2 separate regions of the Homo sapiens genome follow, and region 2 is linked to region 1. A link is an interaction called in ENCODE POLR2A ChIA-PET data of the cell type or tissue named here. Cell type or tissue: Panc1. All regions are shown on one strand. Links, peaks and the distances in the headings refer to the core of each region. The heading gives the core; the rest is flanking DNA. Region 1 holds the start of LOC105372637 (a long non-coding RNA gene). Region 2 has its middle 53 kb from the start of LINC00494.

Region 1 (2,913 bases), core at 211-2,710:
TAGAAGAAAGGCAGGAAACCACACTGGGGTTAGAGTCCCACAGAATTTTATTTCAGCTCTGGCCCTTTCTGGCTGTGAGGTCTTGGGTGAGTGTCTTCTCTCTCTGGATGCATTTCATCACCTAAACATGGGACACCCACACCTGCCCAAGGGATTAGCTCTGGGATCATCCTCTGAAGCCCACCACTGCTGCTGCTGCTTCATGCATTGGCACTAATTTTGAATGCCTTGTTGGATGTTCACATAGGTTAAAAAGCTGCTTGAAATGATCTGAGCCCAGAACTGAAATCCATTTTACATAGAAATAATTTTTATTTTATTTTATTTTTTTTACTGTTTTAAACTGAGTTTTACCACACTGTTCCCATGGTGTAAACTACGGGAAGATTGTACTCTGTTCTTTTCAGGATTTATTCAATGTTGCTCACCTGTTTGAAAAAAATCACCTTACCAATGGCAGAGCCTCTTGTGGTGTCTGAGTTGCCCAGAACAGTACAGCTGTAGTCAGTCCGCATCTGTGACTTCGTTCACTGTGATTCTGCATCCAAGTTCAAGCATCTGATGACATAATTACACGGTCTACCTTAGTAATGCCAGGTGTATTAGTCTTCTCAGGCTGCTATGAAGAAACACCCGAGACTGGGTAATTTATAAAGGAAAGAGGCTTAACTGACTCACAGCTCTGCAGGGCTGGGGATGCCTCAGGAAACTTACAATCAAGGCGGAAGGGGAAGCAGGCTTGTCCTCCTTCACATGGTGGCAGCAAGGAGAAGTGCAGAGTGAAGTGGGGGAAAAGCCCCTTATAAAACCATCAGATTATCCTGAGAACTCATTTACTGTCACGAGAAAAGTATGGAGGTAACCACCCCCGTGATTCAGTGACCTCCCCCCAGTTCCCTTCCATGACACGTGGATATTATGGGAGCTACAGTTCAACGTGAGATTTAGGTGGGGACACAGCCAAACCATATCACTAGGGCACTTACATGTTGAACTATGTTTTGTTTTATTATAAATTCCTTTCTTTTTCTCTTTATATCCCTCTGGGGAAATTACATTGTTTAAGAAAATGCCTGTAGCTAGGTTATATTTTCTATGAATTTCATTTCAGTTGAGTAAAGGGAAAGTGATAAAGTATTTGTGTTAAAAGCCTGGCATTGACTCTGACAGAGTCGAGAATCACACATCTACAAAGAATTAGCAACATCTTCTCTTTCCATAGGAAACCCATAGCCTCACTGAGAGACACCTTGGAGCTCTTTGTTAGTTTGAGCCACATTTTACAAGGAAGGACTCTTTTCTGTCCTCTCCCAACTGCTATCCTTTGCTAGGACTCCTTAAGAGGGAGTATTTTCCCTCTTAAGGAGTCTGCTGGGGACCTGTGTAATCATTTAGCCCACATCCTGGGCCATGTCAGCTCTCCTGGAATTGTCCCTACTAGCGTTGAGTGTGGCTGTCTTACTCCCCTTTGCTGGAGGAACAGACCTGGACTTCTGCCAAACTGAGGTCCCTGCCTGGTGAGTAAGTAATTTGTTTCCTCCATAGGAGATGGAGCGACAATCAAGAAACAAACAAACACATTTTTTTTTTAAAAGGCATAAAAGCTTAGTCATGCAAATCAAGGCAGAGGAGAGAGGGTAAAGAAAATGGCCTTATTCATATTCTGCAACTTCAGCACGCCCTGGCCCATGGGCCGATTTCTATTAAAACACTCAGCCTAGAGCAGCCAACACTCCGGCTCATTAATAAAGGTTTGTCCCAAGTGGAGTAAACACCACCCGTTCCCAGGACACCCAGAAGCAGAAAATTAACCAGAGGTGAACTGGGTCATTAGCTGCTGCACAATATGGGTCATCCTAGATTAATTTAGTTCCCTTCAACTGGAGGCTCAAAGAGAGTGACCGGTTCTCATAGCGGGGAACAGTGACTTAGCAGCGTGTTGAGGTCTCTTGGATACCAGGCCAGGAGCTGCCATTATGATTCATGGCGCCTCTGACATCACTCAGTGGTTTTGTGATGCAAAGTTCACATGTCTGAGCACACATAAGGGACTCTGTGAATATGTGTGTATTTGTTGTGTGCATGCCCGCAGAATGGGATACAGAGACTCACTCTATTCATCAGGGATTTGTTTTAATCAGGTATGGTAAGACCCCCAGACACAGAAAGTACTGTCATCCGGGAAGACATTCATTACATTCTAGGTCCCGAGAAACGGGAGACATGGCATGCTCTGCGGGGCCGCACGGGGAACCCTGGGAACCCGGGAACCGTGCTCTGCGGTCCGCACGGGGAACCCGGGAACCGTGCTCTGCAGGGCCACATGGGGAACACTGGGAACCCGGGAACTGTGCTCTGCGGGGCCACACGGGGAACCTAGGAACCCGGGAACACGGGAACCGTGCTCTGCAGGGCCACATGGGGAACCTGGGGAACCGTGCTCTGCAGGGCCACACGGGGAACCCGGGGAACCGTGCTCTGCAGGGCCACACGGGGAACCCGGGGAACCGTGCTCTGCAGGGCCACACGGGGAACCTGGGAACCCGGGAACCGTGCTCTGCAGGGCCACATGGGGAACCCTGGGAACCCGGGAACCGTGCTTTGCAGGACCACATGGGGAACCCGGGAACCCGGGAACCGTGCTCTGCAGGGCCACATGGGGAACCCTGGGAACCCGGGAACCGTGCTCTGCAGGGCCACATGGGGAACGCTTCCTTTCAAGAGGAAGAGGGAGGAAGTGAGACATGAGCAAGAGACTTTATTGAGGAATGAATGGATAGGCAGTCACCAGGCTCAGGGTTGTGAGTGTGAGTCACTTCAGCAGGCTCTGGGACATAGGGGCTGTTCCTAGTTGTCTGGTACCTGGCCCTGGAGAGGGAGAGCCCAATAAAAGAGGTGGTTGGGGCGTGTGGG
Region 2 (2,913 bases), core at 131-2,630, 360 kb after region 1:
AGAATCCCCGTCTCTACTAAAAAAATACAAAAAAATTAGCCAGGTGTGGTGGCAGGCGCCTGTCGTCCCAGCTACTCGGGAGGTTGAGGCAGGAGAATGGCGTGAACCCGGGAGGTGGAGCTTGCAGTGAGCCGAGATTGCGCCACTGCACTCCAGCCTGGGCGACAGAGCGAGACTCCTTCTCAAAAAAAAAAAAAAGAGTGATAGCCATACCAAGATGTCCCAGTGACCTCACGTGAGCACTGAATCTATCTGGACTTGATGTCTGACTGCAATAACCATACAACTTACTGTCCAACCCAAGGCACTTGTCAAAGTGAGTTGGAGTGCTATTAATAATTATTACAGTTATTAGTTAACAAGCATAAATCAGAATTGCTGTAGGCAAATTCTTGAGACAAGAAATCTCATGAGACAAAAAATCTCCGTCTTGATAAAGCCATTCAGATTCTTGGAGTACATTTCATCTCCTTACATTAGCTAGAGAGCAGTTCTGTGACTTATTGATAAGGCGACAAAATAATTTGTTATTCAAACAGGGTCACTTTGGAGAGTGAAAGAGACTGCTATTAAGTAAAGAAGCAAACAGGCACACACTGGGACTCCCCTATTCAGAAAAGGGCTCATCCTACACATTGAGTGACTGCCAGGTAGAAAGCACTGCTCTTATCAAGAAGTGAGCAATGAACATTGTGGGGTGGGGATAGGATGGGATGATGTCTTGTCTTTTGCATCTTGATTTACAAAAGCACAAGGACTCCCTGGTTCTGTCCTCTACTGATTCCTGATACATTTGTGTTCCTACCACTATTCTTGCTTACAAAATAGGGCCTGTTTATAAACCATTGCTTAAGTTTTTGCCAGGTAATACATTCAGATGGCTTAACAATCAAAGTAATAGAAGAGGATTCATTTAATGGGCTCACTCCCACTCTGAGCACTCCACTCCCTCGCAGGTAACCACTTTAATAGTTTCTAATGTGTCCTTCATTGCTTTTTCATGCAAATATAAGCAATATAAACACATAGAACCTTACATTTCTCCTTTCGTACATGAAAGCAATATCCTATGAATACTGCCATGCCCCTTGCTTTTTCTCATATGCTAGATCTTGCATATATTCAAGAATAACTACCCCATGGGCCAGGCATGGTGGCTTACACCTAGAATCCCACTGCTCTACAGGCTGAAGGCAGGAGGATTGTTTGAGCCCAGAAGTTTGAGGCTGCAATGGGCTATGACCATGCCACTTTGCCCCAGTCTGAGAGACAGAGCAAGTCTCTGTCTCTAAAAAATAATAGTGATAATAATAATGGATCTCATTTCTATTTTATCCATTTCAGTATATAGACATTCAATAGTTTTTACTAGATTGCCTTTGTTTTTGTTTTTAACTAGTGTCCTACAGAGGAATGCTGAATTGTTTTCTCTCTTTGGTTCTCACCAACAATGTTGTGATACACACCCTTGATCATAAGTATTTGTAGACAAATGCCTGCAGCATAAATTCCTGGGAGTGGGATTGCTGGCTCAAACACTAAATGCACTTGTCATTTTTAAAGATTTCTCCAAAATGACCTCCACAGAACCAGTGCTGCATCACCCCCCACCAGCAGTGTTAGAGAATGTCTGCTTCTCCACAGCCTTATTGACTAGGGTATCATCACACTTTGGAAATTTTGCTGATAAGGTAAGCAAGAAAAGGTTTATCAGTCTAATTTGTTACAATCAAAACCATCTATGTTAAAAAGACGCCCAGGAATCTATAAAGCAAGTAGCCCCACCTGACATCACTGATCACGCTTGCGGAGCAGAAGAGAATGGTGCCGACTCCGCCTGGGCTCCGCCCCGCCCCGCCCAGCTACCTAAGGCAGCGGGAACAAAATGTTCAACATTTGACCTAGTCCTCTGCCAGGACTGCCTCCTGGAGCGGGAGGGGGGACCCCAATTCATGTTTTTATTTGTTTTATCAACTGTTGTGTGGAAGGTTTTTGGGGTTTTTTTGAGACAGGGTCTTGCTCTGTCACCCAGACTGGAGTGCAGTGGTGTGATCTCGGCTTACTGCAGCCTCCACCTCCCAGGCTCAAGTGATCCTCCCACCTCAGCCTCCCTAGTAGCTGGGACTACAGGCGTGTGCCACCATGCCAAGCTAAGTTTTGTATTTTTTTTTTTTTTTTGTAGAGACAGAGTTTCATCATGTCTCGAACTCCTGAGCTCACGCGATCTGCCCACCTCGGCCTCCCAAAGTTCTGGGATTACAGGCTTGAACCACCATGCCCAGCTGTTTTTTTTTTTTTTTTTTTTTTTTGAGACAGCCTCGCTCTGTCACCCAGGCTGGAGTACAGTGGCAAAATCTCGGCTCACTGCAACCTCCGCCTCCTGGGTTTAAGCAACTATCCTGCCTCAGCCTCCCAAGTAGCTTGGATTATAGGTGCGTGCCACCACACCAGGCTAATTTTTTGTGTTTTAGTAAAGACAGGGTTTCACCATGTTGGCCAGGCTGGTCTTGAACTTCTGACCTCAGGTGATCCACCTGCCTCAGCCTCCCAAAGTGCTGGGATTACAGGCGTGAGCCACTGCGCCCAGCCTGTGGAGTTTGTTTTTTGTTCTTTTTTTTTAACATTACAGAACACTGTGCCAATGACCTGCCCCCATCAAATGGTCACACATGCTGTTGCCAGCACGGCAATGCTGGCATCTCTTTTTAAACTCGCCACATGAGGAAAAGTGGAGATATAATTTCTCTTGGCTTCCTGAGTGGTACAAGCATGTGTCAAGTTACCAGGGAGATTTGATGAAGTGTAATATACCTGGCCATCTGACAGTTAGTGGCCTTGTTTCCTTTCCCTGCGATAATATTGGATTTCATACTGAGAGCATCAACAAGAGAAAGGCTCATACCTAACAGCTAA

What was found. Peaks named below come from ENCODE experiments on the same cell type or tissue, not always from the same donor. Only the 100,000 strongest peaks of a DNase experiment are listed, where the experiment ranks them.
Region 2: POLR2A ChIA-PET joins it to region 1 with 12 read pairs; 2 of 35 experiments call an interaction of 5 or more read pairs at or near these places.

The regions. Positions count from the first base shown.
Region 1 is chr20:47,948,784-47,951,696 of GRCh38, forward strand. It overlaps LOC105372637 (a long non-coding RNA gene), which reads left to right and starts at 2,027. Exons shown (of 7, transcript XR_936793.2): 1 at 2,027-2,141. RefSeq lists an enhancer at 2,454-2,913. In Panc1, for the core only: no CTCF peak of the experiment used is centred there; a DNase peak (open chromatin) is centred at 1,533.
Region 2 is chr20:48,305,629-48,308,541 of GRCh38, forward strand. No RefSeq gene overlaps it. Among named protein-coding and RNA genes, the nearest start is that of LINC00494, 53 kb to the right of the region's middle. In Panc1, for the core only: no CTCF peak of the experiment used is centred there; no DNase peak of the experiment used is centred there; H3K27me3 peaks cover 1,471 bases.